Regions from separate parts of the Homo sapiens genome. Here region 2 is linked to region 1. A link is a loop called in an ENCODE intact Hi-C map of the cell type or tissue named here. Cell type or tissue: A673. All regions are shown on one strand. Each heading gives the region's core, and the rest is flanking DNA. Links, peaks and the distances in the headings are about the cores only. Region 1 overlaps LOC105378671 (a long non-coding RNA gene). Region 2 overlaps ZFP69B-DT (ZFP69B divergent transcript).

What was found. Peaks named below come from ENCODE experiments on the same cell type or tissue, not always from the same donor. Only the 100,000 strongest peaks of a DNase experiment are listed, where the experiment ranks them.
Region 2: it touches region 1 in a loop (3-fold over the local background); 19 of 110 quality-filtered maps call a loop at or near these places.

The regions. Positions count from the first base shown.
Region 1 is chr1:40,136,966-40,153,634 of GRCh38, reverse strand. It overlaps LOC105378671 (a long non-coding RNA gene), which reads left to right. Exons shown (of 3, transcript XR_947232.3): 3 at 5,384-5,934. Among named protein-coding and RNA genes, the nearest start is that of RLF, 16 kb to the left of the region's middle. RefSeq lists enhancers at 121-180, 9,558-9,657. In A673, for the core only: a CTCF peak has its summit at 9,450 (motif pointing left); a DNase peak (open chromatin) is centred at 9,434; H3K27me3 peaks cover 151 bases.
Region 2 is chr1:40,431,920-40,448,588 of GRCh38, reverse strand. It overlaps ZFP69B-DT (ZFP69B divergent transcript), which reads left to right. Exons shown (of 5, transcript NR_198977.1): 2 at 10,023-10,064; 3 at 10,189-10,269; 4 at 11,978-12,057; 5 at 12,141-12,388. Among named protein-coding and RNA genes, the nearest start is that of ZFP69B-DT, 9.8 kb to the left of the region's middle. RefSeq lists a silencer at 13,338-13,632. In A673, for the core only: a CTCF peak has its summit at 9,970 (motif pointing right); a DNase peak (open chromatin) is centred at 9,988.

The DNA of each region.
Region 1 (16,669 bases), core at 8,234-10,733:
TGATAAGGTGAAAAACAGTTTATTTTTAAAAAGAGGAAGTAAATCTTTGTGGTTTAAGCAAAAATGTTATAATATTTAAAGCTAGCCAGGTTCTGAGGCTTGGTTCAATTGACAAATTCAAGCTTGCTTCTTGAGTGACCAAAATTATGAAATACTCTGTATAAGGATGAAATAAGTCCTGAAGATAATAGACACTGTTTCTCCCAGCTAAAAGTCACCTTAAGCAACTAAGGTCTAGTGTGAGTATCTGAGTTAATCACTCCTGATAAGTAACAGTCTCACAGGAAATCCCTTAAGTAGAATTTAAAGGAAACCTTGCTTAATCTGGTGAGCACACATAAAGGATTGATTACCCTGTATCTTAAGCATCCAAGTTTGTTGGTATCATTGAGATTTGTATGTGAGAAGAACTGACTCAAGAGTGACACCTTGAGGAGCTATTTTCGCAAGCAGCACACTCGATCTCAAAACAACTTTCACTAAGTCTTTTGGTCTTAGGGATCTCAAAACAACTTTCTTGATCTCAAAACAACTTTCCCTAAGTCTTTTGATGCACTATGGGCAACTGTGCATCTAAAACTGAACCTTCCTCCTTAAGAGAGACCCACTATTAGAAACTCCAGCTGGATTTATAGTTAACACATATGACATGATGCCTTTTCAGGTAAGTATTTAGAAAACTGCTCGTGAATAACTCACAATGACTCCAAATTATAATGGCCAAAATGGTGTGCCTTTGAAATGCCTAATCTAGTTTACTTATATGCTCAATTAGAATAAGCTGGCTCTAAAATAAAACAGAGCAATTGGAAAAGTTATTTTCAATGGCATTTAGAGGCTTCCAAAAGAGGTTTTGATAAAGTTCTTTCTTTACAGAAAGAAAACAAAAGATTCTCTGAAACAATTTCTGAAATAAAAAAGCTGCTGAAATTTCTCCTCCTCAACTCCTCCTTCTCTTTATCCTTCATTATCTCAACTACTTTTTCTTCCTCCTCCCACTTCTACTCCCATTGTTCTGGCTCCATTTTGTGAGTAGCTGGTGTCTGGTAGGGGAGAACCTACCTTGGTTTATGAACCAAGGTGAAATCTAAAGGCATAGTTAAAGAATTCCCTGACTCTCACCTGGACCCTACTCATTTTACCAGACAATTTGAATGGAATATTCAAGCTTATGATCCTGTTGTTTTTTTTCTAATTTATACTAACTAGTTCACATGTTAACATCAAAAAGTAAAGCTAAAGGCGGAGCTTGGTGGCTCATGCCTATAATCCCAGACCTTTGCAAGGCCAAGGTGGGTGGATCACTTGAGGTCAGGAGCTCGAGACCAGCCTGACCAACATTACAGGCATGAGCCACGCGCCCGGCCTAAGGAGTCTTATATCTCAGTCAAGAATCAGTCAAGGAGACTTATATAGACTCAGTCAAGGAGTCTTGTATCTCAGGTACCATCTGAGTCAGGTACAAGAAAATAAGAAAGGAAATTAATCTATAATAAAAAGTCAAGATTAAGAGGTCATGCTCTGTGACTTGGTCTCCAAAGTCAATCTTCCACAAAACCTAAGCTTTTAGAAGCCCCAAATAGACAGACTATTCCTTTTCTTTCACATTTTCCCCTTTTCTTCAAGATCTTTGAAGAAAGCATTACGGAAGAAGCATTTGTTAGAGAGTAGTTATATCTCACATCACTAGGAAGTCTCATTCCTAGAGAGTCATGCCCCACAGAGAGGGGAAATGTTTAATTCATAAGCCGAAAGAAGCCAAAGCCTAATTATGAACAACAGAAGGAAAGTATAACTTAGTGGTCTGATTCTGGTTGTGTGACTTATTTTCAATTAAGGCAACTTTTTAAGCAATTATTATTCTAGTTTTAGTCATTGATCACAAGCAAGCTGAAACACGAATCATGAGTAATTTGATAACTAGGAAAATGGAAACTGTACTTATGATTATAATAACAATTACTTGAAGACCAGAACGAAAAAATGAACTTAGCCCTGAGGGTAACCAACTAAACAAGTCATTTAGAGAATCCATTTTCTTTTCTTTCTTTCTTTCTTTTCTTTTCTTTCTTTTTTTTTTTTTTTTTTTGAGACAGAGTCTTACTCTGTCACCCAGGCGGGAGTGCAGTGGCATGATCTTGGCTCACTGCAACCTTCGCCTCCTGGGTTCAAGTGATTCTCCTGCCTCAGCCTCCTGAGTAGCTGGGACTACAGGGGTGTGCCATCACGACCAGCTAATTTCTGCGTTTTTAGTAGAGATGGGGTCTTGCCACTTTGGCCAGACTGGTCTTGAACTCCTGGCCTCAGGTGATCCACCTACCTTGGCCTCCCAAAGTGCTGGGATTACCGGCGTGAACCACTGTGCCAGCCTAGAGAATCCATTTTCTAACATCTTATAACCATTAGTCTTTTGAGTTTTATTTATTTATTTATTTTTGAGATGGAGTCTCACTCTGTCCCCCAGGCTGGAGTGCAGTAGCGCAATCTTGGCTCACTGCAACATCTGCCCCATGGTTTCAACCACCGTGCCTGGCTTTTTTTTTTTTTTTCGATGGAGTCTTGCTCTGTTGCCCAAGCTGGAGTGCAGTGGTACAATCTCGGCTCACTACAACCTCCGCCTCCCAGGCTCAAGTGATTCTCCTGCCTCAGCCTGTTGAGCAGCTGGGATTACCGGCGCCCACCACCATGCCCAGCTAATTTGTGTAGTTTTAGTAGAGATAGGGTTTCACCATGTTGGCCAGGCTGGTCTCAAACTCCTGACCTCAAGTGATGTGCTCACCTTGGCCTCCCAAAGTGCTAGGATTACAGGTGTGAGCCACCACGCCCAACCAAGTTATTCTTTTAAATTGAGTCTGCACTTCTCTAGAGGTATTAACATAGATACAACAAGTGATGTGTGCTACTGCACAGACTCCTCCTTTTTCAGCCAATACATAGTCAAAGGCAATTCTGTTATCTAGTATTACCTGGGCTAAGGAGGTCAAACATTTTTGGTGAGCTGCAATGCTTCTTGCATTGTCTCCAGCTATCTGACCAATACGAGCTGATAGGTTTTTATTCATCTCTATTAATATGAACTCCCAGCACTCAGGATTAGTGTTCCCAAAATGCTGTGACCTAAATTATTTCAATACTCTGCTAACGGCTGGGCGCAGTGGCTCATGCCTGTAATCCCAGCACTTTGGGAGGCCGAGGCGGGCGGATCACCTGAGGTCCGGAGTTCAAGACCAGCCTGACCAACATGGAGAAACCCCATCTCTACTAAAAGTACAAAAAATTAGCCTGGTGTGGTGGTGCATTCCTGTAATCCCAGCTACTCCGGAGGCTGAGGCAGGAGAATGGCTTGAACCCGGGAGGCGGAGGTTGCTGTGAGCCGAGATCGCGCCATTGCACTCCAGCCTGGGCAACAAGAGTGAAACTCCATGTCAAAAAAAAAAAAAACAAAAATACTCTGCTAACATAGTCTTCTTATCTCTGTAATAGAGAAAGGGGGGGTCCATATATATATATATATTCTCCTTCCTCTGCCTCAGCCTCCCAAGTAGCTGGAATTACAGGCATGTGCCACCACACCCGGCTAATTTTTGTATTTTTAGTAGAGACAGGGTTTCACCATATCCAATTCAGGCCCTTGACTGAAAATATATTCCCAAGCTGACCTTTTTTTTTTTTCACTTCCTCCAGCTATATCACCCTAGTTTTATTCATTAATATCTCCCATCTAAACTTAAGGAGTAACCTTTTTAGGGGACTAGCTATTTCTATTCTGGCCCTCCTGGAGTCAATTGTCCACACAATAGCTACATTAATCATTTTATGGGAAGAAGAAAAGATTCTTCTTTTTTATTTTTTGTGGGAAGAAGAAAAGATTTTTTTTTTTTTTTTTTTGAGACAGAGTCTTGCTCTGTCGCCCAGGCTGGAGGGCAGTGGCACCATCTCAGCTCACTGCAACCTCTGCCTCTCGGGTTCAAGCGATTCTTCTGCCTCAGCCTCCCGAGTAGCTGGGATTACAGGTCTGTGCCACCACGCCCAGGTAATTTTTGTATTTTTAGGAGATACAGGGTTTCACCATGTTGGGCAGGCTGGTTTCAAACTCTTGTCCTCAACTGATCCATCTGCCTCAGCCTCCCAAAGTGCTCGGATTAGAGGTGTGAGCCACCATGCCTGGCCTACATTAATCCTTTTAAAACATAATTCAGATTGTTTTGCTTCCCTTGCTCAAAACATTATAGTGACTTCCCATCACTCCTTGAAAAACATGAAAAAATCTTTACCAGAGTCTGCAAAGCCCTACCTATATTGGCCCCTGCTCCCTCTCTAAACTCAGGCACTACTTTATCTCACTCATTGGGCTCCAGCCACATTGGTCTTGCCATTCTTAAACAAGATGAACAAACTCCATGAATTTTGCACTTACCGTTCCCTCTGCCTGTGGAACTCTTCTTTTTTTCATTTCATTGAGGTTCAAGTATCACCTCATAGAGGCATTCACTGACAACTCTATCTAAAAGAGCCTTTTCTATCCCCTTGCTCTCCTTCCACTTTTAAAATATTATTTGGCTTTTTTTTGAATATTTTTCTTTTTTTTTTTTTTGAGATGGAGTCTCGCTCTGTCACCAGGCTGGAGTGCAGTGGCACAATCTCGGCTCAATGCAACCTTCGCCTCCCAGGTTCAAGCAATTCTCCTGCCTCAGCCTCCCAAGTAGCTGGGATTACAGGCACCTGCCACCACACCCAGCTAATTTTTGTATTTTTAGTAGAGACAGGATTTCACCATGTTGGCCAGGTTGGTCTCAATCTCTTGACCTCGTGATCCGCTCGCCTCAGCCTCTCGAAGTGCTGGGATTACAGGCATGAGCCACTGCGCCCAGCCCAAATATTATTTGGCTTTATGTTATCACTGTTGTGTGTGTCTCCCCTCTATAGAAGGTAAGTTCTTTGGAAGTAGAGTGACTTGCGTCATTCACCGCTGTATCCCCAGTGTCTGGTACAGTAGTTCCGGGCATATTGTGTGCACTCAATGTTATGAAAGAAGACTTTTTAAAGCATATGGTATTTAAATGGGTATTTAAATAAGATCCACTGGGGAGAGTATAAACTAAGGGTCATAAATTTATATTCCTACTAGCCTTTGTCAGCTCACCTAAATGAATGACACAGGCTGGGTATAAGATGTTTGGAAAGAATGAGTTGATTAAGAAATGACCCAAGAAGCAGGTACTCAGCTCCAGAAAATTATTGCCATATGAGAATACAGAACTCATTTTACTAGGTCTGCTAATTCTCCAAGATAAATTGGAAGTTCAGTTTTGGTTTTGTTGTTGTCGTTTTTCTTTTATTTGATTTTGTTTTTTAACACGATTTCCTATTTTGAAAACTGCAGGCCAAATAATACCCACCTGTGAGTCCAGTGTGACTGATGAGCCAACGGTCTGCAACCTCAAAACAGAAAGAAGGAGGAGGGTCCAAGATCTTGCCAACACTAAGATGTCAGAGGAGTAGGATCCAGCCATCAAAGAATGTTCAGAACCCACTGAACAGACAGAGGGAAAACCAAGAGTGTGATATTCCTCAAGACAAAAGAAGAAAGCGGCAGGAAGAAGCTGAATGGTCAGCTTTGTAGGCTGCTGACAAGAGTTTGGGTAAGGTGAGGACACACAAATGTCCATTTGATGTGACATCATGAGTATTGGTTGGTAACCTCAACTAGAGAAGTTTCTGTAGATCTCTGGTATGGAATCCTGTCTGAAGAAGATTGAAGAATTAATGTGAGATATGAAAGTAAAAAGAGCAGGGCAATTACCCTCTTCAGAAGTTTTTCTGAGAAAGAGGAGAATAAAACCGGGGCTGTGCTATTAAGGGGATATGAGGTTTTGGAAGGAATTCTTAAAGATAAGTTTATTAGTATGTTCTCATGCCTGTAATAAAGACATAACCGAGACTGGGTAATTCATAAAGGAAAGAGGTTTAATTGACTCATACTTCCACACGGCTGGAGAAGCCTCACAATCACAGCAGAAGGCCAAAAAGAAACAAAGTCGTGTCTTACATGGTGGCAGGCAGAGAGTTTGTGTAGGGGAGCACCCCTTTATAAAACCATCAGATCCTGTGAGACTTACTCACTATCATGAGAGCAGCACAGGAAAGATCTGCCCCCATGATTCAGTTACCTCCCACAGGTACCTCCCACAACGCGTGGGAATTACAATTCAAGATGAGATTTGGGTGGGGACACAGCCAAACCATGTCAACAGGAGATTCTAGAGCATGGTTGCATGTGTATGGAAATGATACAGGAAAATAGGAGAAAATTTAATGTAGAAAACAGGGTGGGGGGATTGCAGGAGAAAAGTCCTTGAGAAGGCAAGAGGGCATGGCATCCAGAATACAAGAAGTTTGATCTGCAATAGAAATTAGATATGTATTTTTATTTCAAAAGGAGGGAATCTGGAGAGTATGGGTACAGATGCAAGTAGGTGTATAGATTTGGCAGTGGGAGATTTGGGAGTCATTGCCTGAGTGCTTCTTTTTGCTCCATGACTTGTGAGAGAAAGCTGAGGTGGTAGAGAAAGGCAATGTTGAGCCTTTGAGGAGACAGTAAAAACTTTGTTAGAGTTGTTTTAGAGTGAGAAAAAAAGAATGCATTCTAGATATGTGCAGGAAGATTGCAGGACAGTGTTGAGTGGCATCATTCATTTACTCAACAAATATTCACTGAAAGTCTACCATGTTTCAGGTACTGTCCTAGAGGCTAAAAATACATCATGAAAAAAAACAAGTCCTGGGTTTTATATTCTTTTCTCCCTCAGAAGTTATAATACAGTTAATTTAATTGCAACTTTCTTTATCATATTCCAGTTCTATGGATACTCCCAGGTCCCCCCCATACCCCCCAACCCAACCACCGGCTTGAGTGAACCTAGATATCTCTCAATACATCATGAGTAAGACACAAACGATGAGTTAGAGTGGTTACATTTTTAAGATCCATCTGTTTAGATTCATGGAACATTGTGGACAACTACTATGGTCAAGGTAAATTTTTCTCATTATGGGTAAAACCCAGAGGGCTCTAGGGTCAGGTTTGTCAGGTTTGGATCCCAGCTCCGACTGCTTATTCGTTGTGTGCCTTTAGATCATTTAATTTCATTGAGCCTTGGGTTCCTCATCTTAAGGTGGACATTGTAACAGCATGTGTCTCATAATTCTCATAGTTGTGGGTCCTAATGAGATTTATCCAAAGAGCGGAGAATGAGGCCAGATGCACAGTAAGCACTCAGTGTCACTAGTATTACTCCTATAAGGTTCAGCTTCAGAGGATAACTTTAGTTTCCTTTACTGTAGTCCCTCCACACCTACTGACCATGGATGCCATCTATTTTCACGACTTTGTCCTGTGAGTGACAAAATGATCAAGAGGACAGACCCATACTGTGGATCATCAAAGGAGCTGATTGATTAGGCTAGGATTTCTGATTTGCAAATTCAATAACTTGATTCTATCATTTCACCTAGGTTGTGATTAAGGCACAAGAGCCCAAATTACTAATTTACCTTAAGAAATATAATGGTATCTCTACAGAAAAGTCAGCTTGGGAAGCAAAATTAACACCGGAAGTTTGCTTAGGGAGGGTACAATTGGTGTAAAGGGAATGAGAAGATCTTAAACCACCATTGTTCCAACACCCTAGCTTCTCCCACGGTTATTTTTTATCCTTTCTTTCTCTACCCCCCAAATCTAATCAGGTTAGATTCTAAGTCCTATTAATTTGTGCTCAGGAAACTTTCTCCCATATTTTCTCTTACCCATTTCTACTTCTCCATGCCTGGGGAATGAGAGTATATAGATAACACAAAATAATGTCCTCTAAAGGTCTTCAAATGAGAAGCATTTGAAGAGTGAGAGTGGCTTCCAGGTGAGGGAGAGGATGTGCTTCAGAAGCTGATTTTGATTATCATTTCCCATGGCTGGACTTGCTGCCATCACCTCCCTGGGACCCTGGGAACATTTTGTTCCTTTCCCAGGGGCTCAGCATTCCCTTCTGGGAGGCTTTGTTGCTCCCATTTTGATGAAGGGTTAGGGGCCCAAAGGTAGAGAACCCCCAAAGGAGATGGGAATCCAAAAATCTCACAGATGCTATTTCAGACTTTCCCCTCCTGCCAAAGTCTCCCTGGAGAATCCTTCTTTCCTCTGCCCTTTGGGAGATTTTATATTTGTTGGATTTAAGGGAGGGGCAGTTCCTTCATCGTACCACTACCGTTAGACATGCCCTACTTTGCTCTTGCTTGAATGATTGCAAGGGCTTCCCAACAGGCATTCCTGCTTCTAGTTCATCCCCTTGCTCCCCGAGATTCATCTTCCTAAATTTGACTCCATTGTTTAAGATTGTTCAGTCCCTTCTTGCTTCAAATAGAATCGAAATCTTCAGCCTGCCTATTAGGTTCTACCACCTGGCCTTATCACCTGCTATTCCTAAAAGCACCAGAATTTCTTGTTAGCACCCCATACATGTTGCTACCCCACCCCCCAACATATAATTTTCCTGCCTTTGTGTCTGCTCAATTTGTCACCTTTTCTTGGAAACTCCCTTCTATGTGTACTAAATACAATTAACGGGGCATATCATCCAGTCATGGCAGAGGCCCCCAGTTACATTAACCTTCAGCAAACCCTAAACTTTTTCTCACTTCAGGGCCTCTGTACTTGTTCTTCCCTCTATCTGGAACATTCTTCACTTGTCCAGCTTCTTCTCAATCTTCAGGGTTGATCTCTTAAAGTAAGGCCCTTAATTTTCTCTCTTCTAGCATCCTGTTCTTTTTTTCCTTCATAGCACTTACCAAAATATGTAATTATACATTTAAATATTAATTTATTTGTTTAATCCTCCACTAGACTGTAAACTTGCAGTATTCATGTCTATTTGCTCCCCACTCTATTTTTCAGTGCCTAGCACAGTGCAAGGATGTAAAAAACATGAATATTTGCTGAATGCATAAGTGATTGAATGGGTTATAGTGCATAGAACTCATGGTCTGTCATCAACAAAATCCTATATTCTCGATCTCTTCTCTGCTTTAACTTAGACCTGGCTTTCCCCAAAGAACACCATTTCTCCCAAGTGACATCTTTTCTCTTTTGTTCACTTCATAGATTAGTGCCTGGCACAGAATAGTTGCTCTGCAATTATTTAATTGCTGTTTACTGGCTGTGTCCTTTTCCCTCTAAGCTAATGAATGGTTAGGAAGATAGCTCAACAGAATGAAAAGAAGTCATTCTGGAGGCAGACAGGCTGAGATTGAATCCTAGTCCTGCTGCTGACTAGCTGGTGATTTGACCAAGTTCGTTAACCTCTCTGAGCCACAGGGTTCATCTTTAAGTGTAATAGAATTTTAACTCGCGCGGAGGTACTTTATTAGGTTGGCCCAATGAGTTGATTCACACTGCCCCCTAGAGGACTTCTGTTTCTGGGACAACAGACTCCAAACCCTAGGAATGTTTGAGGATCTTTGTGAGCTACTCAGACGCACCTGAGGGAGAGGAGGGCTCCAGATCAGCCCTGTGGGAGTTGGCTCCAGATCAGCCCTGTGGGAGTTGGCCCCAAATCAGCCCTGCAGGGGTTGGCCCCAGATCAGCCCTGCAGGAGTTGACTCCAGATCAGCCCTGCAGGAGTTGGGACACAGACAAAAAGTTAAGAGGTCTTGGAGAAGGCAGCTCAGACATTGACAAGGTCAGCAGTCCTCGAGCAGCAGTGGCAGTGGGAGTTTTAATGATTTCTGAGAATCAAGGAGGGGACTTGGTTTGCAAAGCCTGCCTTTGTTGCTACTTAAGCATGTGGTGGGTTATCCAGAGCTCGGAGATTTAGAATATTGCTAAAGGTGAAGTCCATTTGTGTTAACCATAGCTGAGGTCAGGGGTATTTCAGAGTCACATGTAAAATGGAGCATCCTTAATAATAAGTACCTGCCTTTCAGGGTTGTTGTGAGGATCAAATGAGAAAAGAGTCATGTAACATGCTAATATGGTACCTGATACATAACAATTGCTCAATAAATGACAACTGCTATTATTGTTGAAGGTAAGGCAGCCTCTCCACTTTCCTTTCTTACACTACATGCTAAATTTATTCTCTAATAATAAAGAGTCAGGAAAAAAATGGAGCAAAAATGTGATCAAATATGCACTTTCTTGTAGGCAGTCTTTTGCTTTTTTCGTTTTGTAATAAAATTATCCTATTAATAAATTAAATGTGTATAGTTAAATCTATTTAAAATCCATTCATAAATGGTAAAGTAATTATTATGTGGTTGCCAGTGGCCAGAGGTAGAAGTGAGGTAGAAATTGATGGATAAGGGGCAAATGGAATCTTTTGGGGGTGAAAGAAATGTTCTATATCTTTTTTTTTTTTTTTTGAGGCAGAGTCTCGCTCTGTCGCCCAGGCTGGAGTGCAGTGGCATGATCTCGGCTCACTGCAACCTCCACCTCCCAGGTTCAAGTGATTCTCCTGCGTTAGTCACTTGAGTAGCTGGCACACCACCATGCCCGGCTAATTTTTGTATTTTTAGTAGAGACGGGGTTTCACCATGTTGGCCAAGATGGTCTCAATCACCTGACCTCGTGATCCACCCACCTCGGCCTCCCAAAGTGCTGGGATTACAGGTGTGAGCCACCGCGCCCGGCCCATTTAATACATTTTAATTTAACTTGACTACTATCTGCAATAGCAATGGAAATGAATCAGTGGGGAAAGATAAGAGAGACAGAGAAAGAGCGTAAGAACCCATATTATAACTCTGACCTGGACACAGAGCTGGGCTCTTGGAATACAAACTGAAATAGAACTGGTTCCTGACCTCAAACAGCAGCTAACTGTCTTATGAGGAAGACACACACATAAACATATAATTTCTCCTTAAAAAATTAAATATTCTTGAATAATTAAAATATGTATTTGGTTTTGAAAAAATCTGTACAAATAATAGTAAAAATCAGTCTCCCTCCCACCCCTGTCTCTTGGTTGAAAGCAACCACTGAAAACAGTTTATTCTACAGCCATTCAGAGGCATTCTACTTACATACAAGCAGAATTTTTATATGGTATGTGTATTGTTAGCTTTGTGTATGGTAGCTTTACTGTCTCTGAGTTTTCCTCCTTTAAACAAACAAACAAACAAACAAACACTTAACATTCTACCCTGTAGATGAGTCCATAACAAAACCTATTAAACAGATGGTTTGCAATATAAGATGGTAAGAACAATGGGAAAGAAATGAAAAGAATGCTGTGGTGTGGAGACTACTGGCATCTAGCAAGGGAAAGCTTCCTGGAGGATTGATGAGGCTGCCTTATCTCTTTTATGAGTATTCCAAGATAAAAATACAAGAGCTAATTAGTAAACCAAATGCTCTAGTTGTATACTAAACTGTGTTGTCTACAACTCTGATTGTTGTTTGGAGGGGAGCAAAAACAGTTTGAGCAGGCCAGGGGTGGGGAAAAGTTATTGCACAGAAAGTGGGACTGTCGAGGTATGAGGTAATAGGTCTTGGTACAGGAAGCACTGGGAGCCCATTGTGTGCAGGGAGGTCTTTGGTTACAGACTTGAGTATAGTATTTCAGATGACCCAGGGACTGATTAGAAGGATTAAAGGATGCTTACTTGTAGTTCTTTTTTTTTTTTTTTTTTTTTTGAGACAGAATCTCGCTCTGTTGCCCAGGCTGGAATGCAGTGGCACAATCTCAGCTCACTGCAACCTCTACCTCCCGGGTTCAAGCAGTTCTTCCTGCCTCAGCCTCCCGAGTAGCTGGGGTTACAGGCACCTGCCACCACGCCCAGCTAATTTTTGTATTTTTAGTGGAGACAGGATTTCACCTTGTTGGCCAGGCTGGCCTCGAACTCCTGACCTCAGGTGATCTGCCCACCTCAGCCTCCTAAAGTGTTGGGATTACAGGCGTGAGCCACTGCGCCTGGCCACTTATTTGTAGTTCTAACTAGCATTGCCAGATTTAGCAAATAAAACCACAAGGCATCCAGTTAAGTTTGGAGTTACATAAACAATAAATAATTTTTAAATATAAGTATGTATGTCCCATATTCAACTTAACTGGTCATCCTGTATTTTATCTGGCAACCCTGTCTTTAACCCAACCATGTGAAAAAATCAAATTGACCACTCAACATCAGGCAGTTAAAAACAATGACGAAGTGGGCGTTTTTAATTGGAAGAATAGACAAACAAGAAAATGTGTAGGGCTGGGGCCAAGAGTTGTTTAAGTGAGTTTAGGGCTGGTGGAGCCTGGGCCAAGGAGACTCTGGTGATCTGGGCTGGCAGGTCTGGGGCTGAGGTAGTAGCTTACAAGGTCAGGACAACTAGGTTCAGAGCCAAATAAATGGTTCTCATGGTCAGGAATGGCAGGGTCATGGCAAAGCCTGCAGCTCAAGGTCAGGGTCAGTAAGAATGGGGCCAAGGAGATGGCCCATGTGGTCAGGAGATTGAGCAAATAAGAAAATATATTGAGAATAGTGAGAGCCAGGTTTCTTACTCTTGGAGACAATAAGTATGAAAAGGGGAAAGACTAGAACAAACCCTGTAATTAGAGTCAGAGGTGTGAGCCTATAGGGTGTGTGTGTGTGTGAATATTATATATGATATACAAAGAGAGACAGAAGAGTAGATGTGTGTGTTTATGATATGTATAGTGGCTTTTTGGTTTTTCAAAACACACTAATTTGTAGCATTTGCTGATTTCCACGGTGTAAATACTCCCAGCATGAAATAATACTAGTTTCACAGCCACCCGCAAAGTTCCTGAATATTTAACAAGCAGCTTTTGCAAGTCCATATGAGCCAACTCCACTACAGTACTTCGGAATGTACATCATACGTATGATTGTGTGTGTGTGTGTCCAGACATATTTTTCCTAGTTGATATCTTGTTTCCTTGTCCTACTGAAAGGACTTGCAAGACCGACACACCCATAGCAATGAGTGCACCTAGCATCTACATCTTGACTTCCAAGTATCATTCTTCACTAAAAAGAAACCAAAAGTTCTTAGAGAAATGGCTGATTTCATGACTAGGGCAGTGAAAAATCTTACTGGTTCAGGAAGAAAGGAAGTATTCAAAGAATGAGGATGTAGTAAGCTAAGTAATGGCCCCTGAAGCTCTAATCTCTGGAATCTGTAAATATTATCATATACAGAAAAAGGATCTTTAGAGATATGATCAAGGAACTTGAGATGGGGAGATTGTCTTGGATTATTCAAGTGGACTTTAAATGCAAACACAAGTATCCTTGTAAGAGAGAGGCAGAGAGAGATTACGCAAAAGGAGAAGGCAGGAGGCAGAGACTGGAGTGGTGCAGCCACAAGCCAAGTGCCAGCTGGAAGCTGGGAGAGGCAAGGAACGAATTCTCCCCTAGAGCCCAGAGGAAGCATGGCCGTGTTAATATTCCTGATTTGGGCCCAGTGAAGTTGATTTTGAATGTCTGGACTTCAGAACCATGAGAACTGCAGCTGTTTTAAGCCACCGAGTTTGTGGTACACTGTTACAGCAGGCATAGCAAACTAATACAGATGAGAAATGTCAAAAGAACACAGGAGCCAGTGTAAAGAGGCTCCCACTGGCCAAATCAGGGACAATCTAGTCATCAAAGTAAATTATGATTGTAAGGAATTATAACTTATTGAATAAATTGGGAATCCTTAAGCCCACACTAATATAAATAAAAAATTAATTAAAAAGGATACAGGAGACCAGGTCCAGTGGCTCATGCCTGTAATCACAGCACTTTGGGAGGCTGAGGCAGGCAGATCACTTAAGGTCAGGAGTTTGAGACCAGCCTGGCCAGCATGGTGAAATCCCATTTCTACTAAAATTACAAAAATTAGCTGGGTGTGGCAGCGTGCACCTGTAGTCGCAGCTACTCAGGAGACTGAGGCATGAGAATCTTTTGAATCTGGATGGCGGAGGTTGTAGTGAGCCAAGATCTCGCCACTACACTGCAGCCTGGGCAACAGAGCAAGACTTGGTCTCAAAAAAAAAAAAAAAAAAAAAAGAGGATACGGGAAAGGAAATGATACTTTACTATAGAATTCAAGTAATAAATGTAGAAGAAACAATGGACATAGGAAAATCTCTATTTGGTGGCCATTATAGTAATAATCCAGGCAAGAATCATTAATGGATGCTAAAACTACTAGGTGTAAATTCGTGTATATTTATGTGTGTGTGTGTGTGTGTGTGTGTGTGTGTGTGTGTGTGTATATATATATGGAAAGAGAGAGAGAGAAATAAAGAGATAAGGAGGCAAATATGATAAAATGCCTCTGGTGGAGATTCTTCAGGATTCTCTGTACTAATCTTGCAAATCTTTTCTAAGTGTGAAATTATTCAAAACCATTTTTTAATTGTGGCAAAATATACATAAAATAAAATTTACCAACCTGTCCGTTTTTAAGCATATAGTTCAATAGTGTTAAGTACATCTGCATTGTTGTGCAACCAATCTCCAAAACTCTTATCTTGCAATCTAAAACTCTATACCCATTAAACAACTCCCCATTTCCCTTCTCCCCAGCCCCTAACAACCACTATTCAACTTTCTGTCTATAAATTTGACTACTAAGTACCTGATATAGGTGGAATCATACAGTATTTGTCTTTTTGTGACTGGCTTAGCGTAATGTTGTCAAGGTGCTACATCCATGGTATAGCATATGTCAGGATTTCCTTCCTTTTTAAGGTGGAATAATATTCCATTGTATGGATATATCCTATTTTGCTTATCCATTCATCTGTTGATGGACATTTGGGTTGCTTCCATGTTTCAGCTATTGTGAATAATGCTGCTCTGAACATGGGTGTACAAATAACTCTTCAAGACCTTGCCTTCAATTCTTTTGGATATATACCCAGAAGTATCAGTGCTGGATCATATGAAAATTTTATGTTTAATTTTTTGAGGAACTGCCATACTGTTTTCCATAGCAGCTGCACCATTTTTCTCTCTTTTCTTTTCTTTTCTTTCTTTTTTTTTTTTTTTTTTTTTGAGACAGAGTTTTGCTCTTGTTGCCCAGGCTGGAGTACAATGGCGTGATGCTGGCTCACTGCAACCTCCGCCTCCCGGGTTCAAGTGATTCTCCTGCCTCAGCCTCCCGAGTAGCTGGGATTACAGGCACCCGCCACCACGACCAGCTAATTTTTGTATTTTTAGTAGAGATGGGGTTTCACCATGTTGACCAGGCTGGTTTCAAACTCCTGACCTCAGGTGATCCACCCGCCTTGGCCTCCCAAAGTGCCGGAATTACAGGTGTGAGCCACCGCGCCCAGCCAACAGCTGCACCATTTTTCATTCCCATCAACAGTACACAAGGATTCTGATTTCTCCACATCCTCACCAAAACTTGTTATTTTCTTCATATTTTTGATAGTGGCCATCCTAATGCGTATGAGATTGTAGCTCGTTGTTTTGATTTGCGTTTCCCTAATGATTAGTGATGTCAAACATCTTTGCATGTGCTTTTTGGCCATGTGCATATCTTCTTTGGAGAAATAACTATTCAAGCTCTTTGCCCTTTTTGTTTTTTTTGTTTTTTTTTTTTGCGACGGAGTCTTGCTCTGTTGCCCAGGCTGGAGTGCAGTGGTGTGATCTCAGCTCACTGCAACCTCCACCTCCCAGTTCAAGCAATTCTCCTGCCTCAGCCTCCCATGTAGCTGGGATTACAGGTGCACGTCACCATGCCTGGTTAATTTTTTTGCATTTTTAGTAGAGACAAAGTTTCACTGTGCTAGCCAGGATGGTCTCGATCTCCTGACCTCATGATCCTCCTGCCTCAACCTCCCAAAGTGCTGGAATTACAGGCGTGAGCCACTGTGCCCAGCTTATTTGCCCAATTTTTAATTGGGTTGTTTGTTTTGCTGTGAGAACTCTCTGTATATTCTGGATATTAACCCCTTATCAGATATAGGAGTGCAATTATTTTCTCTCATTCTGTGGGTTGCCTTTTTACCCTGATTGTGTCCTTTAGAGCATTGTTTGTTTGTTTTTTGAGACAGTTTCACTCTTGTTGCCCGGGCTGGAGTGCAATGGCACGATCTCAGCTCACTGCAACCTCCGCCTCCCAGGCTCAAGCGATTCTCCCATCTCAGCCTCCTGAGTAACTGGGATTACAGGCGCCCACCACCACACCTGGCTAAATTTTGTATTTTTAGCAGAGACAGGGTTTCTCTATGTTGGTCAGGCTGGTCTTGAACTCCCAACCTCAGGTGATCCGCCCGCCTCGGCCTCCCAAATTGCTGGGATTACAGGCGTGAGCCACAGCGCCCAGCCTAGAGCATAGTTTTATCTATTTTCACTTTTGTTGCCTGTGCTTTTGGTGTCATATTCAAGAAATCACTGCTAAATCCAACGTTATGAACAATCGTTATAAACAACGTTATGTTTTCTTTTAAAAGTTTTATAGTTTTAGCTCTTATTTGAGGTCTTTGATCTAATTATTTTAGGTCTTCGAATTAATTACTGTATATGGTATAAGGTAGGGTTTTAACTTTATTCATTTATATGTGGATATCCAGTTTTCCCAAAACTATTTCTTGAAAAGACTGTCCTTTCCCAGTTGAATATACCTGGCACCCTTGCCAAAAGTCATTTGATCATATATAGGAGGGTT
Region 2 (16,669 bases), core at 8,415-10,914, 290 kb before region 1:
TTGAATAACTTGCCAAGATCATGTGGCTTACAAGTGGTGAACACAGGCAGTCTATGTTCCTATCTGCTACTCAACAAAAATACAGCATGAAATACAATAAAATGTTAATGGTAGAATCTAAGTAGTGGTATAGGGATGCCGTAATGTAAAATTCTTTCAATTTTTCTGTATATGTATATGTTTTCATAATAAAATATCAGAAAAATACAGCTAAGAATAAACAAGAATTATGCAGGAAATTATAAATAAAACTCCAAATTTTTTGTTTAAATGGTGAGAATAGTGATACAACACATTCACGAGTTGAAATAGAACATTCTAAGTATGTCACTCTTCCTCCAGTTCACATAAACTGTGATGCATCCCAATCAAAATTTCAACTTTTTCGGCCGGACATGGTGGCTCACACCTGTAATCCCAGCACTTTAGGAGGCCAAGGCGGGTGGATCACCTGAGCTCAGGAGTTCGAGACCAGCGTGGTCAACATGGCGAAACCTCATCTCTACTAAAAATACAAAAATTAGTTGGGTGTGGTGGTGTGTGTCTGTAATCCCAGCTACTCAGGAGGCTGAGGCAAAAGAATCGCTTGAACCCAAGAGGTGGAGGTTGTAGGGAGCCAAGATCATGCCACTGCATTCCAGCCTGGGTGACAGAGCAAGACTCCATCTCAAAAAAAAAAAGAAAATCAACTTTTCTTTTTACTAAACTAAATGATTCTAAAGTTTAGCTAGTATGGCAAGTGTTCCAGAATGGCCAATAATGTTTTCCAACAATAATGAAGGCAGACTTGCCCTACCAGATATTACCTTGTATTATGGAGGCAAAATAATCAAAATAAAACTAGTGCCAAAATATACTCGGAAATCAGTGAGATGAAATTGGAAACTCAGAAACAGACTTGACACTTTATTTAAATTTAGTATATTGTAAAGCTGGCGTTTCAAAGCAGCTGGGTAATGATGGATTATTCAACAAATATCATTAGGACAACTAGTTAGCCATTTGGGGAACAGTATGAGTCTTCACTGGCTGACAACAAAATACCATAGACTGGGTGGCTTAACCAACAGAAATTAATTTTCTTATAGTTCTGGAGGCTGGGAAGTCCAAGATCAAGGGGTGAGCAAGGTAGGTTTCCTTCTGAGGCCTTTTCTCTTGGCTTGTAGGCAGCCACCATCTCCTTGTATGCTCACAAGACCTCTTCTTGTGTGCTTGAGGAGAGTGAGCTCTCTGATGTCTCTTCTTTTAAGAACACTAATCCTAACAGATCAGGGCCCCACCCCTGTGACCTCATTTAAACTTATTACTTCTATAAAGGCCTCATCTCCAAATACAGTCACTTTAGGGGTTAGGGCTTCGACATACTCGTTTGTGGCAGAATACAAACACTCAGCCCATAGCAAGAACAAATCAAGTTGGGTTCCTGCTGTACATGTTACACATCGTATAATTTCAAGAAAGTAAAGTTTTGTTTTCTTTTTCACTTTTTAATTTTTTTAATTACCCCGTATCCTAGTCAAAGTAAACTTTTGTTTTAAAGTAAAAGCACAACTGTTAACGTGTTCACATAAAGGTGATTCTAGCCATAGTTTTGGGATAAGAAACTATTCTATACATAGGTTTGTGATTAAGGCCCTATTATTTGCAAGTAACTAGCTCACCAGAATTGCTTTCTAAGTTAAAATGATTATTATTATTGTTGTTGTTGGAAGGATTCTGGAGTCTTCAGGAATTCGAGGAAGAACTGGTTAGCCTAGTCTGTGAAAGTTTACGAACCAGCGGATTTCTGAGCACCACAAAGCAAATGCCCAGAGAGATGCCCTCTAAACCACCACCCTTAACATGATTCAGCTCTGGCAACTTTCAGTTGTGTTACTCAGTTCAAAATTCCAAATTTTGGCAGGATCATTTGATCATTTGGCTTTGACCAGGGGCCACGGAGTGTCATGGTAGAAAGACTTGGCTTCTGGGCACCCACCCCATGAACAGTTAGCAGTTCCCAACGAAGGGGAAATGTTTCAGACTAAGGAAAAAGATGAATGCTCCTGAATTTATTCAATAACAGAAGTAGAACTTTAATACTAAACCATGATTTTTCAAGTACAAAAAAGAAAAGTATAGATTAATTTATGACTGTAAGTACAAATATTCTAAATAAAATATTGACAAATAGAACTAGTGATTAATTTTTAAAAATATATATGACCAACCAAGTTTTTCCCAGGAATATAAGGGTGTTCCAATACCAGGAAGCACATTAACATAACCTATAACATCAAATTCAAGAGGAAAAACTATATGATCATGTCAATAGTCAGTGAAAAAGACTTTAATAAACTTTAGCAGTCATTTCTGGTACATCATTATCTGCTTAACAAGTAAAGAGCATTTACTGTTAGCCAACTATTGTTCTAATTCATGTACTAAAAACTCTAAGTAAAATAGGAATAGAAGGAGATTACTTGGTATAGACTGAATGTTTCATCCCCACAAAATTCATATGTTAAATCCTAACTCCCAATGTGATGGTATTTGGAGGTGAGGTCTTTGGGAGGTGATTAGGTCATGAAGGTGGATCCTTCATGAGTGGGATTGCTACCCTTATGTTGGAAGTAAAGCTCGAAGTTGCGAAGAAAATGAGCACTTAAACAAAAGATTTCTTAGCAAGGCAAAATTTACTTCTGTAGAAGGGTGCTGTTCGCAGGTTTGGTCACCATGAGAGCACACTGAACAAAGGAGGGAAGGGGTTTTTATTCCTAATGCGGCTTGTCCCTGTCACTGTGTCCTGCCTCCATTGGCTGGAGTTGGACCGCACAATCTAAGCTGAACCCAACTGGCTAATTCGGAATGTGGTTACACTGGTGAGAAGGGCAGTTTTGGCAGGAAGAGCCATTGCAACGGGAGGGGTAATTTACAGAGTGGGTAGCAGATGTGGTCTCTGTAGACAAGGACTGGTGAGAAAGTTGTTTACTGAAACTAACATAGGGAGGCACAAAGGATAAGGAAGTTGGTTTGGCCTTGGAAGTAGGCAACAAAGAACGGGACGCTGAACAAGCCAAACCTTTGAAGAGGAACTTCTTTTGTATCTGACACCTTATAAAAGAGGCCCCAGAGAGCTCCCTGTCCCTTCCTTCTACCATATAAGGACACATCCAGAAGATGGCCTCTGGGAACCACCTGCTCAAACCTTGATCTTAGAATTCCCAGACTTCAGAACTGTGAGAAATAAATTTCTGTTGTTTATAAGCCACTCAGTCTATGGTCTTCTGTAATAGCAGTCCAAACAGACTAAGACATTACTTCTAAGAAAGACTATTTACAAAAATAAAAAATGTAAATGGTACCCTAAATAGTGTAACAATAAAACAATTTCAAATAAAATCAGAAACTTGCCATCATATTAGTTTGTAACATTGTCTTAGAGTATTTGTCAAATAAAATAAGAAAACTAGCACAAATATTGGAAAAGAAGAGGTAGAGCTATATCTTTTTGCTGATGACATGATACCATATCTAGAAAAAGTCTGTAACAAAAACTGCTAGAATTAATAGGAGAATTGATGTGAGATAGTTGCCTCATAAGAAATACACACAAAATAAATATTTTCCTTGCTTTAGAAATGAGCATGTAGAAATTAGTAGGGCTGGGCATGGTGTCTCACGCCTGTAATCCCAACACTCTGGGAGGCTGAGTTGTGTGGATCATGAGGTCAGGAGTTCGAGACCAGACTGGCCAATATAATGAAACCCCATCTCTACTAAAAATACAGAAAATTAGCCGGGCGTGGTGATGGACACCTGTAATCCTAGCTACTCAGGAGAATGAGGTAGGAGAATTGCTTGAACCCAGGAGGCAGTGGTTGCTGCAAGCCGAGATTGCACCATGGCACTCCAGCCCAGGCAACAGTGTGAGACTCTGTCTCAAAAAAAAAACAAAAAAAAGAAATGAGCACCTAGAATAGAATGGAAGTGGGATATATTCCATCCTCAGAAGGAGTAATTCTACCTATAAAATATTTAGAACAAATTTAATAATAAGAAAATAAAGGTGAAGAAAATACAAATAAAAATCATTAAAAGGCATAAAACAAGATTTGTGTAAATGAAAATGTATATCATTCATAGAGGAGATTTGCTATCATAACAATGTCAGATAATATAAAATGATTATAATTCTGATTAGAGTCCCAGCAGGGTTTTGTTTTGATTTTGGAACTAGATTTTAAAATCTTAAAATTTATGCAAGAATAAAGGTCCAATACGACACAAGAAAAGTCAAGAAAAGAACGGTGATGGGGGACTTGGCTTACCAGATAGCACAACACACTAAAAAGTCACTTTCTCTGTCCATTTTGTACTGCTATAATAGAATATCTGAGACTTGGTAATTTATAACAAACAGAGATTTATTTCTTACAGTTCTGGAGTCTAGGAAGTCTGAGATCGCGGGGCCCATATCAGGCAAGGGCCTTCTTGCTGTGTCATCCATGACAGATGGCAGACGTGCAAGAGAGCTGGAGAGAGCAGGAGACTCAACCCAAGACCTCAAGCTCTTTTATAAGGCATTAATCCATGCATGAGGGCAAAGCCCTCATGACATACATACCTCCCATTAGGACCTACTTCCCAACACGGTTGCCCTGGGGATGAAGTTTCCAACGCCTGCTTTCTGGGGGACATATTCAAACCATTGCAGTCGCCATAGCCATATGATTATGATTCTGGCATGAAGAATGACAAAGAAACCAATGAAACAGACTAGAGAATCCAAAACTGATTCTAGTACATATGAGAATTTATTAAATGACAAAGATGGAGGCTCAATTCAGTAGGAAATGGATGAATTGCTTAATAAGCGAAGCCTACGGAATTCTAGTATTTATCAATCTAGAAGAAAATAAAGTTTTGACATGGGTCCTCATCTTAAACCATATTCAGAAATAATTCCAGCTAGGTTAAACTCTAAAATATAAAATATAAAAATAGATCAAAATCCTGAAAATCTAGTGGGAGAGATGCTTTTAACCAAATCTACAGACCTAGTCAATGTACTTGACTATTTAAAAATTAAAAATCTTTATAGGCAAAAGATGTCTTAAAGTCAATATACAGATGACACACCTAAAAAAAAATCCGTAATGCAGATGACAGACAAAATCAGTATTTAATTGTCTTTAAAACATCATTTAATTTGAGAAACATCATTATTTTATGTACTACTAAAAAAGAAAAATGCTAGGCTGGGCACAGTGAGTGGCTCATGTCTGGGTGACAGAGTGAGACCTTGTCTCAAAAAAAAAAAAAAAAAATTAGGCCGGGTGCAGTAGATCACGCCTGTAATCCCAGCACTTTGGGAGGCTGAGGCAGGTGGATCATGAGGCCAGGAGTTCAAGACCAGCCTGGCCAATATGGTGAAACCCCATCTCTACTAAAACTACAAAAATTAGCGGTTGCAGTGGCAGGTGCTTGTAATCCCAGCTACTTGGGAGGCTAAGGCAGTAGAATTGCTTGAACCCAGGCAGCAGAGGTTGCAGTGAGCCGAGATTGCGCCACTGCACTCCAGCCTGGGCAACAGAGTGAGACTCCATCTCAAAATAAATAAATAAATAGTAAATTTTAAAAATGCTACTGTTTAATTAACGCACAATGTTTTCTTACAATTTAAGAGTTTTACACTTAACAAAAGAGCTATTTGGGATATTTTGGGTGTAAATTTTATCACATCTCATGCTGCTCTGCTTCTGTGCCATTTAATGTACATGATCTTTTTTTTAATTGTAATGTCAAAGCACCCTGTAACTTTTTTTTTTTGTTTTGAGACAGAATCTTGCTCTGTCACCCAGGCTGGAGTGCAGTGGTGCAATCACGGCTCTCTTAAGTCTCAAACTCCCAGGCTGTAGCAATCCTCCCAGCTCAGCCTCCCGAGTAACTAGGACTATAGGCACATGCCACCAAGCCTGGCTAATTTTTTTATTTTCTGTGGAGACAGAGTCTCACTGTGTTGGCCAGGCTGGTATCAAATTCCTGGGCTCAAGTGATCCTCCCTCCTCAGCCTCCCAAAGTGCTGGGATTATAGGTGTGCCCAGCCAAAAAATATGTACCTTTTTTTTTTTTTTAAGACAGGGCCTCACTGTCACCCAGGCTGGAGTGCAGTGGTGCAAACTAAGCTCACTGCAACCTCCACCTTCCGGGCTCAAGCGATCCTCCCACTTCAGCTTCCCAAGTAGCTAGGACCACAGGTGTGTGCTACGACACCCAGCTAAAAAAAAATCTCAATACAGTACTTTTATTCAGATAAAAAGTTATCTGAATATAGTACTTTTGACAAAGCAATCCCACTCCTAAAAATGCGTCCCTTGGAAACAAAAGCATTGTTTCAAAGGACAGTTGTACGAAGGTGATTATTACAGAACTGCTTCTTCTAGCAGAAAATAGGAAATTAAATGTCCACCCGTAAGGGATTTGCTGAATAAATGATACAGCCACACCAAGGACTTAAAAAGGCCTTTTGAAAGAATCCATTAGCACTATGCCATCACTTGGCAGGATTTCCATAAGATCTTTTCCAAGTGAGAAAATCAAATTGTCAAAAAATTTGTTAGATTAAATCATATGGACTTCCTAATATTCGATCAATTTTAACATACAAAAGGGGTTGGGCGAGGTGGCTCAGGCCTGTAATCCCAGCACTTTGGGAGGCCAAGGTTGGCATATCTCTTGAGGTCAGGAGTTTGAGACCAGCCTTGCCAACATGGTGAAACCCCATCTACTGAAAATACAAAAGTTAGCCGGGCGTGGTGGCAGGTGCCTGTAATCCCAGTTACTCGGGAGGCTGAGGCAGGAGAATCGTTCGAACCCAGGAGGCAGAGGTTGCAGTGAGCCCGGATCGTGCCACTGCACTCTAGCCTGGGTGACAGAGGGAGATTGTCTCAAAAAAAAAAAAACAAAAGGGACAACTTCATGTGATTCAGCCAATAATTACCCCCACAAATATGTCTGGTTGTTATTTGTGTGTGTGTAGTGTGGATTATCTGAATACAGAGGCAAATACAAACTAGAGTGTTAACATGCACAAATTTAAAAAAAAAAACATTATCTGAAATCAGATTATTTTCTCATAACACTGACTTTAACAAGGGATTTATGCCAAATGATGTTGGCTGCATCATAATGAAGCTCTGGATTCCCTTTTTAATTTTAGTAAATGTATTCAAAAGAGAACAATTTGTCTACTGGACATAGGAAACCATTACATGACATAAAAAAATAAATCCAATAAGTTCAACTTGTAAATAAAATAATGAAAAGAAGTATTAATAAATCCAATCAATTTACAAAAGCATGTATCTGAAAATAAGTTTCTCATTGGGAAGAATAAAACTTTATCAGTTTAAGGCCGGGTGTGGTGGCTCACGCCTGTAATCCCAGCACTTTGGGAGGCCGAGGAGGGCGGATCACTTGAGGTCAGGAGTTCAAGACCAGCCTGACCAACATGGTGAAACCCTGTCTCTACTAAAAATACAAAAAAATTAGCCAGGCATGTTGGCGCATGCCTGTAATCGTAGCTATTCCGGAGGCTGAGCTGGGAGGCAGAAGTTGCCGTGAGCCAAGATCACACTCCACACTCCAGCTTGTACGACAGAGCGAGACTCCATCTCAAAACAAAACAAAATCTTTATCAGTTTAAAAGGGGGAGAGATAGTTGGTTTATTATCAGTTATTAAAAAAAAAGGCCTTATTAAAAAAAAAAAAAGATGGGCTTAAGCTGAGGTGAGAGGATCACTTGAGCCCAAGAGTTTGAGACCAGCCTGGGCAACATTGGGAGACTCCATCTTAAAAAAGTAATAATAATAAACAAGGCTGGGTGAGGTGACTCACACCTGTAATCCCAGCACTTTGGGAGGCCAAGGCGGGCAGATCACCTGAGGTCGGGAGTTCAAGACCAGCCTGATCAATATGGAGAAACCCCATCTCTACTAAAAATACAAAATTAGCCAGGTGTGGTGGCGTATGCCTGTAATCGCAGCTACTCAGGAGGCTGAGGCAGGAGAATTGCTTGAACCAGGGAGGCAGAGGTTGCGGTGAGCCGAGATTGCGCCATTGCACTCCAGCCTGAGCAACAAGAGCAAAACTTCGTCTCAAAAAATTTAAATTCAATTAAGTTTAAAAAATAAACAAAATTATCCAGGAATGGTGGCGCATGCCTGTAGCCCCAGCTACTTAGAAGGCTGAGGTGGGAGGATCACCTGAGCCCAGGAGGCCTAGGCTGCAGTGAGTCAAGACTGACTGCGCCACTGCACTCTAGCCTGGGCTAGACCCTGTCTCAAAAAAAAAAAAAAAAAAAAAGATGAGCTTCTATGTTTCTATTTTTCACCACTGGAAACCTAATTTATAAGTATGCATAGTGTGTGTAGAGGCAACAAACTTAACTGTATTATCTGATGGAATTATAAACTAATCAAAATTATGAGAAATTTTTGTTTAATAAACTGTATTTCAATAGGACATCTAATACAATATCTAGAATCTGTTCTTCAAAATGTGTCAAGTTATTTGGTCATGTCTCCAAAGGTAGTGAGGAAAGAGCTCCTTATCTACTCGTCTCTGCCATTGGATTCTGAAAACCCCAATGAAGACTTTTTTTTTTGAGATGGAGTCTTGCCCTGTCGCCAGGCTGGAGTGCAGTGGCTCAATCTTGGCTCACTGCAACCTCCGCCTCCCAGGTTCAAGTGAGTCTCCTGCCTCAGCCTCCTGAGTAGCTGGGACTACAGGCGTGCGCCACCACACCCAGCTAATTTTTGTATTTTTAGTAGAGACAGGGTTTCACCATGTTGGCCAGGATGGTCTCGATCTGTTGACTTCATGATCCACCCACCTCGGCCTCCCAAAGTGTTGGAATTACAGGCGTGAGCCACCACGCCCAGCCCAATGAAGACATTTTATCAAGTCATTTAAGTGTCTCTTCATCATCTTCAAAAATACAGTTTCAGGGAGTTAATAACCATATCATTTCAGTTCAGATGAGTTAATAATCATATCATTCAAGCAAAAGGAACCTGACTCACCATTATAAAGAGGCATGCCCCACAACTCCAGTTACACAACACGGTAATTTAAGGCACTTGATCTCTCAAGTGGAAAACTGGTTTAAACCTTGCCTTGCAGGACTGAATTGAGATTGTTCACGTGATATAGCCAGTGCCAGTTAGGCATGCGCTGTTACAAAGGGTATGTAATCCGGAAAGATGAAGATGTTTTAGCATCTTGAAGAGATAAATAGGGATTCTTCTGAGGGAAAACCAATGAGCTTCTGAACAAAACGAGAAGCTGCTTGAAATCACTGCCCATCTCTTCATAGAACTGAGAAGCAGAGAATTCAGTGACCCACTCTTATATGATTGGCAATTTTAACAGCTTTGTTAGGTATTTGTCTTAAACCTTCATGCCCAGGTTCTTCCTGTGCATAATCAGTAAACTTTATTCAAATCACCACCACTGTTCACGTTTCCATTACAATCTCCAGCCTTATCCTTTAGAAATACCATTTTCATCACTGATTCATGATAGAATCAAAAGGAAATTAACATTATCAATACTGACAGTGAGGTCCAGTTCCAATTTGCAATTATATATCCTCCTACATATTTTCCATAACTAATGATTGTCAACTTCCAGCAGAAGAATGCTGAAAACAATGCAGGAGGGATTCACACTAGCACTCGGCATCATCTATACTTCCATACTTCTGAGCATGTATCATGGAAGGTTTAGTTAGAGTAGCCAATGCTGTTTCTGCCCTGTGCATATCCTTGAGACCTTCCAGTGCCTCCAGCAAATGCCGGAGGCCAGTATCTGCATCTCTCTGCCAGGAGCTGGGCTGCCCCAAATATCTGAGAATTATTACTGACCATGCCACCATAGTCCCACCAACAGCCCTCAACCAATGACATTTGGTAGTTGGTATGAGAATGCCTGGTCTGCTCACCACTAGGTGGCATAATTCTGAATATTGTATTTTGCAGATTCCCAGTTTCACTGAGATTAAGCTCCAGTCTCCTGCGATGGTAGCTAACTTCAAAGTGTATCCTTTATTGGTTATCTTCCTTTTCCTATCTCATTTCCCCCTCTCCCTATTGGTATTTCCTGTGTTTCCTAAATAAACTATTTGCACTGCAATCCTTGTCTTAGGGTCTGCTTCTGAGATAACATAAACCAGGCAGTCACTGAATGCATGAACAATAAGCCTGTAAGTTATGGAGTTCTTGTAAGGTGAGTTATCATGTCTTACCAGCCTACACTACCCTCATCCCAAGGAATGACATCCTTGAAATTTCATCTTTAATGTGCCAGTTACATTTCTCTCAGTACACATTAAAAATGAATAAACAGATAATTCATCAAGGTATACATTTATAATTTGTATACTTTCCTATATGTAGAATACACTTCGATTACACAGTTAAAGACATAAATACACAATAATTGAAATCATCTTTCAGAGTCACAGTCACCTCTGGTTCTGAGTTTCTGCTTCCAGTGAGTTCATTCAGTTATAGATCATCTTGCCACCCCTACTTTATCTAGAATTTTGCTGGAATCCTTTCTCTTCAAAGAACAACCTTCACTAACACATGAGGGTAAACAGAAAGTGATCGTTCTTCTCTTGTCCTCCTCTCTGGAACAATCCTCCAGGATCTTGGGTCACTTTTCAGCTACTGGTTTCACTCAGAATGGGTACTCAAAGCTAATACCCCTTCTCTCTCCTGGGAGACAAGGGGACAGATCAAAGCCACACTCATCTTTCTTGCCTTAAGCTCCCACAAAATTAATAAACCAGACTGCAGTTTTTATGCTAATTTTAGGAGAGAATCAGGGAAATTCAGAATTAAAGCTGTAGTTAACTTGGACTTTCCTAAAGAGAAAGTACCCAACGATGTAGGGCTTCACAAGGATGACAGTCCCCACCCTCATCCCACAGGTGCCCTTTTCTTTGAGAGACTTACAGTCTACAATTCCCTTCCCTGGAAAACTGAATTCCTTGTCAAAAGAAGGGCCTCCTCCCCTGGCCTTTATTCCTCCCTGTCTCTGTCTTAAATTCTATTTAAAGGGAGTAGTTGGAACATATGCATTTAGCTCCCTCATAAAAAATCATTACTGTAGAAAAAGGGATTTAAAGCCAGAGGCATGAACCCACAGGGACACATTGAGTGGAAGAGAAGAAAAATAACAAAAACTTTTGGAAACTGGAAAACAAATAGATGAATGGTGATGGACTTATGAGTCCTGAAAAGGCTGAATCCTAAGTGGGCAGAGGGGAAGGCCAAGAGGAACCCAACTTCCCTTGCAGAATCCTGAAAAGCAGAGAAATAGGTTGCCTGGAGTACCCTCTAAAAAGGCGGAGTGAAAGCAACGCTAAAAATAGAATACAGGCCAGGCGCGGTGGCTCATGCCTGTAATCCTAGCACTTTGGGAGGCTGAGGCGGGCAGATTGCCTGAGCTCAGGAGTTTGAGACCAGCCTGGGCAACATGGCAAAACCCCATCTCTACTAAAAACACAAAAAACGGCTGGGCGCAGTGGCTCACGCCTGTAATCCCAGCACTTTGGGAGGCCGAGGCGGGTGGATCACAAGGTCAGGAGATCGAGACCATCCTGGCTAACATGGTAAAACCCCATCTCTACTAAAAACACACAAAAAATTAGCCGGGCGTGGTGGCGGGCGCCTGTAGTCCCAGCTACTCGGGAGGCTGAGGCAGGAGAATCGCTTGAACCCAGGAGGTGGAGGCTGCAGTGAGCCGAGATCGCGCCACTGCACTCCAGCCTGGGCGACAGAGGGACACTCTGTCTCCAAATAAATGAATAAACAAAATAAAATAAAATAAAAATTGAATGCCGGTGGCAAATCTGCTGAAGAAGCAGTTATATTCCCAGCGTCCCTCCACTACTCTGTAGGTGACTGTTGTTCTTTTACGTCCGCAGAAGACTGAACCAGTAGTTTCAGGAGAGGATAACACAGAGGAATCTCTGAACAGCAGGACACCAGGCACAGCTGAAGACAGGTTACTATGCTGAAAATGGTGGATGGGATGGGGTGAGGATAAATGAAAATTTACACACTTAAGACTCCCAACCTCCTTTTCAGAACTCCCACCCAGATCTACACTCTCTGGGCAGCAAATTTGAAGAAACGTCTCCAGTGACTCCAGGTGGCCTAAGAGAAAAGACCTAAGCACACTGACACTGGGGTTTCCCCAGGAACGCACAGATCACCACCCAATTCATATGGGCAGCTCTGGTCGCAGGGTACCAAGAGTGTCATGATCTGCAGTTCAATCTCCCCAGGGCCAGATGGAAAACTAGTTACTCGCCAAAAAAGGCATCATTTCAAAAACCATAGTTGCCTCCTTTGTGATTCTTTCTTTGGGGCTTGTAAGAGTCTCTACAGCGTCCAGATCTGCAACTGACCTACTGAATCATAAGGGCTGGGGCAGAGCTGCCTGTTGCCTAAACAAGAAGAGACTTCCATCATTCTGTGCTCCACTTGAAGTAGGCAAGTTGTCCAAAAAATTGTTTGAGTCAACACACTCGAATATGACACATGTACTTCACACACAAAAAAGACTCACCACGTACTGTACTTCTTTTTTAATAGAAAGGGATAAAAAGTTCAGCAACTTGTCCCTCACTTTAAAGGGGTTATCTTAACATGCCTAAAATTAGTCATTGATGTGACAGGACTCCTTATAGATTATGATATGTTATAGTTTGCCCATTACTTCCTGCTTAAAATAATAATCATTTATTATCTCTCCCAGTTTCCATGAGTCAGGAATTAGACAGGGTACAGTGCAGACAGCTTGTCTTTGCTCCGTGATGTTGGAAGCCTAGCTGGAAGACTCGAAGGCAAAGAGCTGGAATAATCTGAAAGCTTACTCATTACCATCTTGGCCTTACTAGAGCTGTTGGCCAGAACACCCACACATGACCTCTCCATGTGGTCTGGGCTCTCTTAGAATCTGGTGGCTGGGTTCAAAGGCAAGAGTCAGGCTGGGCGCGATGGCTCACACTATAATTCCAGCACTTTGGGAGGCCGAGGTGAGTGGATCACCTGAGGTCAGGAGTTTGAGACCAGCCTGGTGAAACCTCATCTCTGCTAAAAAAAAAAAAAAAAAAAAAAAAAATCAGCTGGGTGTGGTGGCAGGCGCCTGTAATTCCAGCTACTTAGGAGGCTGAGGCAGGAGAATGGCTTGAACCCGGGAAGCAGAGGTTGCAGTGAGCTGAGATTGTGCCATTGCACTTCAGCCTGGGCGACAAGAGTGGAACTCTGTCTCAGAAAAAAAAAAAAAAAGGCAAGAGTCCTGGGCCAGAGAGGCAGGAAGAAGCCATACTGCCCTTTTATAGCCTAGCCTCAGAAGTCATGCAGTGTCATAGTTGCTGCATTCTATTGACCAAGGCAGTTACAAAGGTCCACTCATGCTCAAGGGGAGAGAAAATAGACTCCACGTTTCAGTGGAAGAATGCCAATGTCACATCATGAGTATGAAGGATGGGACATATATTGATGTGGCCATCTATGGAAAATACCATATACCACAGTGAGACAACCAAAGCCTCCATAGACTAAATTATGGCATAGATCCAAGAGCTGACATATTCCCCAGATGGGATGGAAATCACACTGCTTTTCTACCAAGTGGAAGCAAACTGCTTCTGATATTTTTATCAGGATAGACTGTTCCCCACCCAAACTGTCATGTTAATAGCTGTATATCAGGTGTCCCACACTATCCTGATTTGATTCAATAGGAAATGACTTCTGTAACAGCAATGGCAATGGGTATCTTCTCTTCATGAAGTTAAGGATAATTTACTGTTATTCTCCCAAACCCACCCATCTTCTGCACCAGCTAGACTGACAAGTTAAAAGGCCATGGGATAGCAATCACCACTATCTGTGAAGTCTTTTAATCCCTGCAATTCCCCTAGAGATACAGTACCAGATCCATTTATTGTTTTGATGTGGAAGAGCTCCAGGAGCTTCCTCATCTCCATTGCTTTCTTTTTTTTTTTTTTTTCTTTCTATCAACTATAGAAGACTCAATGAATCCGTTCCTTTCTTAACAGGCTTTACTTCACAGGTGAGCAAGCCAGTGTGGGGATTCTATCACGTGCTAAGAACATCTTTTCCAACTGATGCTCTGGAACTTGGGGAACTATGTTAGGAGAGGTTTAAGTTTCCACTGGACCAATGGTGCGGCTGACTTAGGTAAAAACTCCATCATGGCCAGGTGCAGAGGCTAATACCTGTAATCCCAGCACTTTGGGAGGCCAAGGCAGGTGGGTCACCTAAGGTCAGGGGTTCGAGACCAACCTGACCAACATGGCAAAACCTGGTCTCTACTAAAACTACAAAAATTAGCCAGGCGTGGTGGCGCACACTTGTAATCCTAGCTACTGGGGAGGTTGAGGCAGGAGAATCACTTGAACCTGGGAGGCAGAGACTGCAGTGAGCCAAGAATGCACCACTGCACTCTAGCTTGGGCGATGGTGCGAGACTCCGTCTCAAAACAAACAAACAGACGGATAAAACAAAACAAAACTCCATCATTACCTGGTCCCCATATGAACTCTGAGAAGTGGACAATGACATTGTGGGTATCTGGGAATTAGTAATAACTAACAGCTAGTATCCACTTGTTGCCCAAGTGTTTGTGTAGTTTCCCTAGTGTACAGTTATCCAGACAAAATGGTAATACACATTTATCCATAAAATGGTAATGATACACATTCTGTACTGGCAGCACTTTTACAAGCTCCTTCCTCAGGATACATGGCCTCTCCATTATTGAATAGGCTCTGAATCTGTAAACTAGCTTAAGTCTAGCAAGAGAATCCAGAGCTGCATTTCTGTCTTGATATCTGCCTCCAAACCTGGAGAAATTTTTGGCTATACAGATCAAGTAGGGCTTCAGTGATCTGCCATTTATCTAGGACCCTATCTCCAATTAACCACCTGCAAAGATCTTGGTATCCATTTTGAATACCATAAATTGCATGGGGGGTCATCGTTAAAGGCTACTGCTGGAATCATTACAATTACACTGAAAATAGGAAATACGTGGGCATGGGCATGTAGTCCCACACCTGTAGTCCCAGCTACTTGGGAGACTGAGGCAGGAGGATCCCTTAAGCCTCAGGAGTTTGAGGGTGCAGTGAGTTACTGCACTTCAGTCTGGGTGACAGACTGAGACAGAGTGAGACTCTGTCTCAAAAAAAAAGAGACAAGGAAATACACTTCACCAACATTTTATGAACTACTAAGTCATGTTGTAATGCTCCCAGTACTCTTGTGAATAAAGTATGCTTCAAGACTTTGGTAAAGGGAATGTCTTCAGGATCCTGCCAGGCAGGGATGGGTTGGGAAAAGGGATAACATATTTGGTAATTTGTTCCAGAATTCTTCTTAAATTCCTTTCTCCACATTACACAAAGGCATTTCTGTCATCTCAGCTTTTAGAATAGATAGGCCAATATTATGTTCAGCTTTCCCTATGAAAAACATGCCCAGCTGCTAAACATAGGACATGAAATCCAAAATCTGTGGTAGGTGCATTCGTATCAATAAATACAGCCAGACCTTAAATGACACCTTTCTCTTCTCGATTGAACACTCAGTATTTTCATAAGAATTCCTCATGTTTTTTCTGATGACTGCATAAGTCTCCTCCTCTGTGTGCTTCCTGTTTGCTTCCTAGTGTGATATGATGTACCCAAAATAAACTGATACATTCTTGAGAAAAATATTTAACTTCAACCTAATCAAGTTTCTAGACCTAACTTCCAGCTTCTAGGAAGATTAAAAACATAGAACTGTCTACCAACTAATTGGCTTGAGCCCTTCAAAAAGTCATTCTCACGAGAAAAAAAAAAAAAGTGAGAGGCACTGTTCCAAACTAAAGGAAACCAAATAGACATAATAACCAAATGCAATGCATAAAGCTAGACTGTATCTTGGTTTAAAAAGAAAAGCATCAAAAGACTTTCTTGGGATAAATGGCAAAATTGAAAATGGACAGATTTTAGGTGATATAAAATTTAAGGGTGCAGGCTGGGTGCGGTGGCTCATGCCTGTAATCCCAGCACTTTGGAAGGCTGAGGTGGGTGGATTGCTTGAGGTCAGGAGTTTGAGACCAGCCTGGCCAACATGGTGAAACCTGGTCTCTACTAAAAATACAAAAATTAGCCAGGCGTGGTGGCGGAAGCCTGTAGTACCAGCTACTCAGGAGGCTGAGGCAGGAGAATTGCTTGAACCCGGGAGGCAGAGGTTGTAAGAACTGAGATTGCCCCACTGCACTTCCAGCCTGGGCCACAGAGCAAGACTCTGTCTCAAAAAAAAAAAAAAAATGTTTTTTAATCTTCCTAGAAGCTGGAAGTTACATCTAGAAACTTGATTAGGTTGAGGTTAAATATTTTTGTTAAGAATGTCTCAGTTTATTTTGGGTATAACATATCACACTAGGAAGCAAAGAGGAAGCACACAGAGGAGGAGACTTACACAGTCATCGAAAAAAACATGAGGAATTCTTAGGAAAATATTGAGTGTTCAATCAAGAAGGGAAAGATGTCATTTAAGGTCTGGTGGTATTTACTGATATGAATGCACCTACCACA